2 separate regions of the Mus musculus genome follow, and region 2 is linked to region 1. The links are chromatin contacts, found by Hi-C or POLR2A ChIA-PET in ENCODE. All regions are on one chromosome and are shown on one strand. The core of a region is the stretch at or near the end of the contact, and the rest is flanking DNA. Distances in the headings are between cores, read along the strand shown. Region 1 holds the start of Phf21b (PHD finger protein 21B). Region 2 holds the start of Arhgap8 (Rho GTPase activating protein 8).

Region 1 (5,715 bases), core at 1,207-3,706:
AAGAATGTCCCTGGGAAGTGACAAAGCACGAGTTCCAGTTTCTTGTCCCCACTTCCTGCTTATAGTTTGAGATGTAAGCCCCCAGCTTTTGTTTCTTCTGCCTCCCTTCTACCACCGCGGACTCTTTATTCCTCTGGAACAATAAGCCCAAAGAAATTCGTAGTTCTCTAAGTTGCCTTCGCCATGGTGTTTTCTCACAGAATGAGAAAAGCAGCTACTACCACTCCCCTAGGGTAGGCTTGCTGCCAAGGCCAGGCTGGGGGCAAGCAGGGCAAGCAATGGATAGCAATTCAGCCCATCTATTAAATAAGTCCACGTGTCAAGATGTGGGCAAGGCGCTTGAGGGGTCCGGAGTGTCTGTGTCTAGTGTGATAGATTCCCATCTTGCACAGAAGTGAGGTTAGGAGGTTTAGAGAAATGTGTCTGACTCTGTTCAGGGTAGATTTGGGGTTCAACTCCCAGTACCCCCTCATGAGTAAGCACTGCTTGGTTGACCAACAGAGAGGGTGATAGGAGTTTTATTGTGGAAATTAGGGGGGGGTATCCCAGAAAAGACATTTGAAGTGAATCTTGAAGAAAAGAATTTGTGAAATGTGGAATGAGGGAAAGAATATTCTAGAGAACACTGGTCAGGTGAAGGGAGAGAAGCCTGTAGGAGCTCAGGAAAAGCTACATGTTTGCTTACAAGAACACCTGCTCCCAGCTGCTCAGGAAGCCAAGGCAGGGGGATCAAAGTTCAGAGTCTCCAAAGCAGGTGGCTGGGGATGTAACCCAGTGGTAGAGTGTTTACTTAGCACAGGCCGGGCCTTGGGTTTGATCCTTGGTTGCTTACTTTGCCTCTCCTGCACTGTCTGTCAGAGAACTCCCATACCATGGCCTGTGCCATGATCCAGGAAGTGGGTGACATGTTGATCATTACTGAAGCCTAAATCAATCGACAGTGGGCAAAACTACAAACCACACTGGGTCGTCACCATCCGACCAGGCACATCTCCTTCGGTGGGCATCTGCTAGAGTCTGTACTAGCCAAGGAAAGCCAGAAAGTCTACCCTGTTGATGAAAGGACCACATGGCCAGAAAGATAACCCTGAGTTTTTGCCAAAAGCCAATGACATTTACAGAAATCACAGGAGGGAGTCTCTTGGCCAGCACATGCCCCTCCTGGTCCTCCAAACACCAGTCTTCACCTAGGCTGCTGTCCTCCCCAGCAAAAGACATGAGTGGAGCTTTGAGCATGGCTCCTGTAACAGAGGCTTGCCTAGTATGCTCCAGCCCCTGGATCCTCTGCACCTCTAACTACAAAATGGGGGGGGGGGTTGAAAGAAAAAATGGGGAGTGGGAGACATTGTCTTGACTTGAGTCTAACCCAGAAGTGGGAGGAACCAGTTTAGTCAGCCAGTTAGATCGTTGTCATCTTTGTCGACTGTGACCAATACTGTATATGGCTCTAACAACACTGGTGTTCTGGTGTGTGTGTGTGTGTGTGTGTGTGAGAGAGAGAGAGAGAGAGAGAGAGAGATTTCTCCTGAGGGGTAAAGGAAATATGTAGACTGTTGGCATCCATTGAAGAGACATTTCTGACTGGTGTGCCTGAGTTTTCTTTTCTTTCCTTCCTTCCTCCTTTTCTTGTGACCCACGGAAAGAGTTAGTTATGAGTCTCTATCAATTCACGGTTACTCTGACACAGAGGCCCCCCTTTCCCTGGCCTCTTTGAAACACACTAGTGTGCTAGCGCCCAGCAGGGCACAAAGCCCCGACATTAATTGATGAGGACAGGAAACTCCGCCGCAGTAATCTCTGAGACGTTGACCCCGGCCCCGGGACTGGGAATTCTGAAATGTCATCTCCGCAGCTGTAGTTATGATTGCTTTATGTCACACTGACCTGTCGTGTTTACGATTTTTAACAACTGTCTGGAAAAAAAAAAGTCTAGGGACATCTGTTGAGAGTTTAATTGTGAGTGTAAAAAAAATCATTAAAGGACCAATCAAGAGATCAGTTTTCATACTATTTAAATACCACAGCGGCCATTAGGCGCTGGGACTCCGGCGACAGGACTGATTTAGTTCCCCAGTCTCAGTGCTAGGCGCTGCGGGAGAGGACCGGGTGATTTAAATAAAACCGGAGAGCGAGGCGAGAAGGGGAAGCGGAGGAGGGAGGAGGTGCAAGAAGCAGGAGGGTGGCATCTCAGTTTGCTGCGGGAATTGTCGCTCCGGGAGTGGGACTGTGAAAGCATTCCCTGCTCCCCGTGCTCTCGGCTGCGCACCGAGGAGATCGCTCGGGCGCCCAGATCTCAGAGCCGCGACTTTGCGCTCCGCTCAGCCGCCACTTTTGTTTCCTGAGCCTGGTCGCTGGGCCGAACGCAATGCGCACGCGCGGGCCGGGCGGGGCGGGGCGGGGCGGGCAGCGGGTTCCCGGCACCGCCTCCTGCCGCCCCGGCCCGCTCCATCCGGGCACTGCCGAATTAGCATCGTGCCGAGGCACAACTTTGCCGCGGCCCCAGCGAGATCCAGGCGCGCGCGCCGGAGGAAATATAGTCCCTGCCGGCGGTCAGCTGGCGCGGGCGGCGACAGGGCGCGCGCTGGGGGGCTGCGCGGGGCTCCCGGCGCCTGGGGGCCATGCGCCGGGCGGCGCAGGCAGCCCGGGCACCCGGCGCAACTTAGCGGCAGCCGGAAGAGTTGGGCGCCAGCTCGCCTTTCTTCCCTCTCGTCAGCCTCCTTTCCTATCGGCGCTGCAGGAGGGAACTCGTGTCTCTCTGTGCCCGGGACACCGGATCCGAGCTCTCCCGGTCTGGTTCCCGCCGAGCCGCACAACTTCCTGCGAGCTCCGGCCAAAGTGAGCGCAAAGTGCTGCCCAAGTTGCGGCGATGGAGCTGCAAAGCCGGTCCGAGGCGCTCGCGGTGGAACTCGCGCGCCACCAGGTAGGTAGTCCCGGATACTGGACCGGGGAGCCTTAGTGGCCCGGGGAGTGGAGGCGAGAGGGATCGAAGCTCCGTATCTAACTCTTGGTCTCAGGGGTGCTGGAAGCAGGCCCCTTCCTGGAACATGTCCCGGGGCTGGGATGGAACCCTTAGTTCTCCCTCTCCCCCTCGCTTCCGTGCGATCCAGCACTGTTTGCAGATCCAGGGTTCGTGGGACCCCAGCGTGGCGTCTTCTCTGCCACTGCCCCGTTTGCACAACTCGGGCGACCGGAAAGGGGACCCTCCTAGAGCTGCCCAGGGAACAGGGTGCATGGACCGGCCAGCTCCTAGCCTCCTGCTCCGGGCCCAGCCCGGCACCGACCCTCACTGTTAGCAAAAGTAGTTTGGCGATTGTGACTCCGGCGAGAGGCGGCCGGTGCCCGAGTGATATTGCGGCGTGCGCGTGTGTGTGTTGGGGAGATTAGGACGCGACTTGAATATTTATGAGCTTTGCTCGACACGGACTCGCCGTGTTTACTTGGCTCTTTGTTCGTCCCCCCTCCCCCGGCACACACTCTTACACTCACTCGCACCCGCACCCCGGCCTGCAAACTTGCACGGCTCGGGGCGCGCCGCCGGGTGGCCTCGGCCCCCGCCCCGCCCCGGGAGCTGCCCCAATGAGGCGGCAGCCACAGGTAAGCTGCTTCGCGCGACATTGCACGGTGGCCCGTGTGAGGAAAGCGGTCCCGGAAAGTTGGGGCGCGTTGGGGTCGGCTTGGTCCGCCAGGCAGTGGGTGGTGGGGATGCGGGGCTCGGGGCTCGCCTGCTCGCCCCCCCCCCCGGGGCGGCCAGGCTGAGCCCGCTCCTCTGTGTCTTCATAGAACGGCGACCTCAAGAAGCAGCTCCACGAAAGGCAGCCACGGATCGCAGCGCTCAGCGACAAACAAGTAAGGAGGGGCCTATCCCCCACAGGGGACCGGGGTCCAGGGAGGATCGCCGGGCACTTTGGCAGCACCCTAAAAAGTGCCTGTACGGTCGTCGCACGCTCCGACTCCCGTGGGGTTATGGCTGCAGTCCTCAAAGTTGCCGTCCTCCCTTTCTTGATAGAAAGAGCTGATTTGTGGTGGCTGAGGGGAGCGCGAGGCTCCGGCGGCCGGCCAAAGATCTGCGCCGTACCTTCCGAGGCGCCGGCTGCCCGGCGTCCATCTTGAGCGGTGGACATGTTTTGGGAACGTGGACATTCCCCGGCCTCGGCATCCCCTGATCCCTGCTGCGGTGGGAGGGGGACACAAGGGGGCGGCAATTCAGGCCCGCACCCCAAACTCCTTGGAAGCCATTTCCGCGTGGCACTGCCGACCCGGTTTGGTGATCCTTCTCCTAGCCGGCCCCTTCCCGGCCATCCCGCCGGCCTCACTTTTTATTCTCGGAACCTGACGCCAGCTCCCGGGGAACAAAAGAAAGGCGCCCCCGGGACCCCCCAGTTCTGCCCTAACTTGAGTGTCTATGCCTGAAAGGGGCTGTGGGGACCCGCGAGGAGCTCCAACCATGGGGGTGCGCGCCCGCCGCCCCCACGGCGAAGAAAAGTTGTCCATTGTGAGTTAGTTGCGCTGAGCTCAGCGCTCCGGGTTTCAGCACCACGAACAGATGCCGCCGCCGGAGCCCTGCCGACTGCGCGCCCCCGAGCCCCTCCCCCTCCGCGCGCGCCCCCGCCCCTGCGCGCCGCCGGCCGAGAACTTTGAGCTGTACAGCCAATGGTGCACCCGGGTCTCCGAGGCGGCGGGCGGGGGCGCGCCCCTCCCTCCCCCAGCTCGCCGCCCGGGCCCAGGAATAGCTCTCGCTTCCTTCGGAATGTCGCCGCCCGCCCGGGACTAGGGCAGCCCGAGGACCCCCGGCCCGGCCGACTTCCCTCTCCCAGCCCACGGGGACCCCCCTCTCCCCAGCGGCGCGGAGCTCGCAGTTGCCTGGGAGGATGCTTCGGCTCGCAGGCCGGTGCTCCAGGCCGAGTCTTTAAAGTTGCAAAGTGATGGGAGGGGGCGCGCAAGAGCAGAGGGGACGCCGGGCTGGACCGTAGGCTGGGGAGTCAGGCATTTGCCCCTTTCTGTCGGAGCCCGTCCCCCCCAACCCCCCACCCCCGGGCTGCGCGCCCCCGTCCGCGAGTGGAAGCTTCCATTCTCGCCGGAGGGGGGCCTGCGCGCGGCCCCGGCGAAGTCGGGGAGTTCGCGGGGGGAGGGGACCCAGGCCCGGCATTACCATTTTGATTGCTTCGATGCCATTTTTGGAGGGGGAGGGGTTGGAAGACCCTTTTCCGCAGAGCACAAAGATGTTTAATCACTGTGTAGAATCAAACCAGATACTCAAAACAAAACAAAACTAACAAATCTGGAACAGTGTGATAGCCTGGGTAAAACGCGAAGTTGTGAAGTCTTAGGCTTGGAGCAGAAGATTTAAAATGGAAAAACCAATGCTAGGTGCCTCTCTTCGCAACAATGTCTCTTTATGTGTGCGCTTCGTGCCAGTTAGTTTCACTATCTGGAGTAGGTCTTTCCGAGCTTGTGTGCGATCGTTTCTTCTGGATTGTGGCAACTATTTCAGGGCTTTAAATTTTTTATGATAGTAAATGAGTAGCTATTTATTATCCCGTATGCCGGAATTTAGATAAGGCTACAAAGGAAATCTTTGAAAATCCTGTCTGAAGGTAGAGGCAGCCTGGGGTAGAGGTGGGGGGGGGGGAGGAGCCCTCCCACCCCCAGGATGCCTTTGCCTTTAAATTTGAACTCGGGAGTATTGCCTGCAAAGGAACAGTGCCTCCATCTTTT
Region 2 (5,715 bases), core at 1,556-4,055, 140 kb after region 1:
CCAGCACTAAGAAAGCAAGAGACAAGAGGATCTCTGTGAGTTCAAGGCCAACCTGACCTATACCGCAAGTTCCAGGACAGTCAGGGATACATAGAGACCCTGTCTCAAAACATCAACAGGAGTCTTTCAGGGGCTGGAGAGATGGCAGAGGGTTCACGCTCAGTTCCCAGCACCCACCTCAGGTAGCTCACAACTGCTTGAAACCTAGTTCCAAGGGATCTGACACCCTCTTATGGTCTCCACAGGAACCTGCACTCCTGTGCATACATTCCCATACACACACACACACACACACACACACACACACACACACACACACACACATTTAAAATAAAATCTTTCTTAAGAAAGTCCTTATAATTTATTTTTTAGATTTGTTTATCTTATTTTACAAATAGAGGTGTTTTGCCTGCACATGCCCGTCGAGGTCAGAAGAAGGTGTCGGATTCCCTGGAGTTATAGGTGGTTGTGAGCCACTACATGGTTGCTGGACCCCAGGTTCTGTGCAAGAGCAATGGGTGCTGTTCAGAGCTGTGCCGTCTCTCCAGCCCTTCCGTAAGGATCGTTTTCACTGGGAAGCCTCCCCTTGTGTGATTTTCCCCTTCTTGAGCATCTTCTTTCCACTTTTAACTAAACTCTGACCCCGTTTCCCTGTGCCCTGAAAGTTCCTTTTAAGTGGACGCCATGGACCTCGAGTTTGCCAGAGGTGAGGTCTTCCGGAACTTTCTAGGGCTATTGAGGGCAAGAGTGTAGGGATGTGTGTTTGTCTGCCTCTTGCTGCAGATACCTGGAAGGGCAGGCAGTTGCTAGAGGGCTTCCAAACATCTCCAACCTACAACAGCCTACTCCCACCAAGGCAGATGCTGAGCCTGGCTTTCCATTCACCAGCCGGAAGATCATGGCTCCCCTGCCTCTGCTTCCTCATCCGCAGAAGTGGGCGGTGCCACTACCATCTCAGGATGTTGGTGTGAGTGAGGACTGAAGCAATCAATCAGCATGCCAGGACTTGACCTCTGCTGGAGGACCACCAGAACACTTGGCAGATGTGGAGGCTACTACTCCCCATGAGGAAAGTGGCTGGCTCAAAATCCGCTAATCACGCTAGGTGTAATGGTTCTTTTTTTTTTTTTTTTTTGTATTGTCAGCTTTTGGAAGGTTGAGGCAGGAGGATTACCTTGAGTTTAAAGCCAGCCTGAGCTAAATAACAAGACCCGTCTCCAAGAAAGAAAAGGGGGGGAACCCCAAGCTCTCCCAAAATTCCCCTGAAGCTTTATCTGTGTCATGTGACCAGCTCAGTGAGATGATGGGGACTCAGGTATTGGGATGGTTTTCTGGTGTGATGAGAGTCTACGGCCAGGCACCTCTAGGTGACAGCTCTTGGCTACCCTATTATATATTTTGGTTTATTATTAGAGACAAGGTCTCACACACTGAGGCTGGCTTCAAACAACTATGTGGCCATAGATGGCTTTTTGTCCTCAATCTGATAAAAGTCCTGGGATTACAGCCTCAGGCCACCACACACCTGGTTTATGTGTCTCAGGGAAACAAACCCAGGGCTTTGTGTATTCTAGGCAGAGGTTCTACTAATTTAGTTACATCCTGCTGTTCTCTTTAACTGAGGCCACCTCTATGCCCCTCATTGACAGGAAACCCCCAACCTTACACAGTTCTCCAAAGTTGCACTTTACTGTTAGCGGATTCAAGTACATACCCGGGGCTCACCCATTTAGACTTCTTCTGGACCACCCAGCAACCTAGGGCCACACCCACCTGCTTAACTCCCACCCCATCTTCCAGCTCTACTGCAGCGTCCTCCACAAAAGTCCCCACACCCCCTGGCTTCGACCACGGAGAGCTTATTCTGGGCTCCCGAGAGCTGAGAACAGACAAGAGGCTGACCTGACCTCTGGGAACAGCTGGACTCAGACTTCCAGTTACCTGCCCCCTCCTCCATCCCGGTTCTGACTCGGGGAAGGGTTTGGCGGGGCATTCTACAAGGAACTCATAAACATATCTTGAAACAACAGAGGCCAATGAAGATTGCTTACTTTCCGAGGCGTACTGAGTTCTCACTTCGACCAAGTTCGCCCTGACTGGCTGACAGCGCGCGCACTAGAATCTAGTCCCAGAGCAGAACCTGGGACCGCCAGGCCCTTTCCCCACACCAGCCAAAAGAACTAAGGAATGCCACCCCTCCCCCCAGTGGCCTCCGCAGTTCCCCTAGCAGGGCCTCGGCAGCTAGCTACACTGACTGCACCTCCCTCTTAAGAATTCTCGAATTCTCGGGAGGCCTTTGCCAGGTTTGGGAAAGTGAAAGAAGCCCGCAGCAGTCTGCCTTACCTAAGTGGGGACTTCCCAGGCCCGCGGCCTATAAATCTTGGGAGTTGCACCCAGTGTGACAACGTGACCAGACAGACCCCAGTCTCGGGCCCCAAGTGCGAGTTCAGCATCCGCCCTGGCCTCAGTGTTGCCACCTGTTAGGCGGGAAAGATGCCACCATGATGCGCTCAGGTTTGGTGCGGGAGCCGAGGGGCTACTGCCATGTGCTGACCCCGGGGGCCCAAAGGGGACCGAACCTGGGTCGGAAGAAAAGCAGGGGGCACAGAAAGCGGGGACAAGGTGGGGAGTAGAGGGACACCCAGGAGAAGTTGGGACGGGAAGAGGCCAGGACCAGGGATAGGAGCCGCGCCTTCCCACCCGAGCAGGTCCCCAAGGGGGGGACTCACCGGACCACCGAGCACCTCACCTGGTCTCTGCAACGCCAGCCACACACCTGGCCCGTCCCCGGACAGGCCCCTCCCCAACAGGCCCCGCCCAATGTCAGAGCGCACAGCCGGGAGTCCCCAGGGTGGGCGGGACCAGGGTAGGTGGTTCTAACTCTAGGCGGGAGGGAGCTACGGGACGCTGGCCCTCAGCAGCTGCTAGCCCTCACTTTTACCCGCATTTGAGATGCGCCTGGTGAGAGGGGAAACAGGAGATCTGTGCTGAGTTGGAAAACACAGCCCGCGTCTCCAAGCGTCCGACCTGCTCTCCCAGGCCTGACCTCGGTGCGGGTACGGGGCTCTCTGTCTGCTGCCTCTGCCCTTGGGGTGTCGGGGTGTCGCTGTCCCTTCCCTTCTGAGTCTCCAGCCCTTCGTAGCTATGGTTCAAAACCACTCCCACAACCCTATGACTTGCCTCTAAGCACAAAGAGGCCTTGGTGACCTAGGGAGAACAGACCAGAGGTGGGGGCACGTAGGTGGTTTTACCAAAGCGTGGACTTCTGCCTCCAAGCTTCCGGACTTCACGCAGAGCCTGCACCTCTTTCCGGCTACACCTCATCTCCTGCCTCTACCTGTTGTCCACCAACCTAACGGCCTTGAATGATCTCAGCTCTCACCCTAACCCCAAGCTCAGGCTCCTAGCTGTGTTGGATACCCAGCCTATGCAGGGACATACTACGGCCTCCCAACTCCTCCTCATCTCATTCTTCCAATGGTGCGGTCCAAACTCGAGTCCTCCTCATATTCTATGTGTGGTCCACTCTCAAGCCCCAAGAGCACCTACAAAGTATGTCACTGTACCACATGCTGACCCCAGGGGACCAAAGGGGACTGAACCCAGGTTGGAAGGAAGGCAGGGGCACAGAAAGCAGGGACAAGGTAGGGGGTGGGTGAAGTTGGTGATCTCCTAGCCTCTTCCTCACTGGTCCATCTGTCTCCACACAGGCTCAGAGGCCCCTTTCTGAAGATTCTCACACAGAACTCCACTCGAAGTGTTCCCAGTAGATGAGGCAGCTCCACAAGCCAGCTGAAGGGATCATGGCCCTAGGGAACATTTGTGGAGCAGCTAAGAGAGCAGCTGAGACATCACTCACCTCTAGAGGGTGTTGTGACTTCAGGGGACAATCAACAGAAACCACCATCTCCAGTTTCTGGAAATAACTGGGTCTCAGCCAACCAGCACAGGCCCCACGGAGGGCAGGCTCCTCCAGTGGATCTGATGGACCTTACTGGATGGGGAGAAAGAGAAAACATGGCTTGCTGCATCTACCATCTCTACCCTCGTGGGGGAAGCTTGGCTCACTGTGGATGCTTAGTGAAAGTCGAAACCATGCCCACTGACCTTTGCTGAACACACAGCTGAAGCCCTGTGACAGAAGACAGCTTAACAAGCAGGTAGCATGCGTGATTTCTTCCTGTAAGAGTTTAATGTTTTTCTATTTATTTTTATTTCATGGTTATGGGTGTTTTGTCTGCATGTATGTGCATATACCACATGCAATGCACACAGTGTGCCCTTGGAGGTCAGAAGAGGGCATCTGATCCCCTGGAACTGGACGTACAGGGGGAAGGATCAAGATGGCTGGCTGATGAATCTAGATCCAACTGCATGAGCAGCCAATGTTCTTAGTCACTGTGCAATCTCTTCAGTCCCATTGCGTGTAAGTTTTACAGGAGATGGAGAAACTTCACAAGGAAAGGAGGACCCAGAGAGACCAGCACATTGTGTATTTTCATGCTTTGGTTTTAGGAAGGGTATTAGTCATGGAGGGATATGATAGGAGGGCAAAAGGTTGGAGCCTAACTGTAATAAACTGAGGGAAGTCAACCCCTCCTCAGTCAAACCTCTCCGGAAGCACCCCCAGAGCCATGCCCACAAGCATCTCTGAGGTTGAATCTTAGCCTTCAAACTCTCACAGCTCTGTCCTGCATCAGTTTTCCCAAGGGCCGTATTTGGGAGCAGTGTGTTCTGAGCCAACATCACTAGCCATCTGGTCACCATGGTGGGTGGGATCTAGGCATAGGATGAGGCAGAGTTGGCAAGGGCTTGAGTCTGTGGTTAACACTGCTCATTCCCTGGATCGAACCTGCCTGTGGCCTCTCTTTTATTTATTTATTTATTTATTTATTTATTTATTTATTTATTTATTATATGTAAGTACACTGTTGCTGTCTGAACCTGCCTGTGGCCTCTCTTTTATTTATTTATTTATTTACTTATTTATTTATTTATTTATTAATTTATTATATGTAAGTACACTGTTGCTGTCTTCAGACGCACCAGAAGAGGGCATCAGATCTCTGTTACAGGTGGTTGTGAGCCACCATGTGGTTGCTGGAATTTGAACTTTGAACCTTTGGAAGAGCAGTCGGGTGCTCTTACCCCCTGAGCCATCTCACCAGCCCGCCTGTGGCCTCTCTTACTTTAGCTGCAGGCACCAAAGCTGTCTATGATTGTTTGAGCTTGAGTTTTCTAGTCCACAGGATTTGAAGCATCCTGGTGGAAAAAGCAACCTTTTAAAAAAATTTTTTTCCTGGCAAGACCAGGGATTGAAGCCAGTGTCTTGCACATGCACAGAAAGCTGTGCATGCAGCATAAAACCACAGCTCTGGCTTTCTATCTAAATTGCAAAATTGTTGCCCTTTGACAATGCCAGCAGTCCACGGATGAGGGTGGGGTTATCCCAGGGGAGGCCTCTGATTGGCTGAGTCTAAGATACACTGTATTACTCAGGGGTCTCTAGAGGAACAGAATTGATATTTCATATATATATATATATATATATATATATATATATGGCATTTAGAGTGGTTTACAAGCTGTGGTCCAATTAGTCCAATAATGGCTGTTTACCAACAGAAGGTCCAACAATGCAGTAATTATTTAGTCCATGAGGTTGGATATTTCAGCTGGTTTTCTTCTTCTTCTTCTTCTTCTTCTTCTTCTTCT

The links. Hi-C counts contacts between places; a loop is a spot of excess contacts on that map. ChIA-PET counts read pairs that join two places held with the same protein, here RNA polymerase II (POLR2A).
Region 2: a loop to region 1 is called in a map of heart, with 1.8 times the contacts of the local background. The contact joins the promoter of Arhgap8 here to the promoter of Phf21b in region 1. A Hi-C loop is called at or near these places in 1 of 37 maps with a recorded cell type or tissue (heart). POLR2A ChIA-PET finds 5 or more read pairs at or near these places in 1 of 5 experiments (Patski).

Annotation. Positions count from the first base shown.
Region 1 is chr15:84,852,870-84,858,584 of GRCm38, reverse strand. Phf21b (PHD finger protein 21B) reads left to right here and starts at 2,456. Exons shown (of 13, transcript NM_001081166.2): 1 at 2,456-2,920; 2 at 3,781-3,846. The coding sequence starts at 2,867.
Region 2 is chr15:84,717,142-84,722,856 of GRCm38, reverse strand. It overlaps Arhgap8 (Rho GTPase activating protein 8), which reads right to left and starts at 2,805. Exons shown (of 12, transcript NM_001164628.1): 1 at 2,750-2,805. Gm20556 (predicted gene, 20556) reads left to right here and starts at 2,591. Exons shown (of 3, transcript NR_040347.1): 1 at 2,591-2,866; 2 at 3,711-4,160.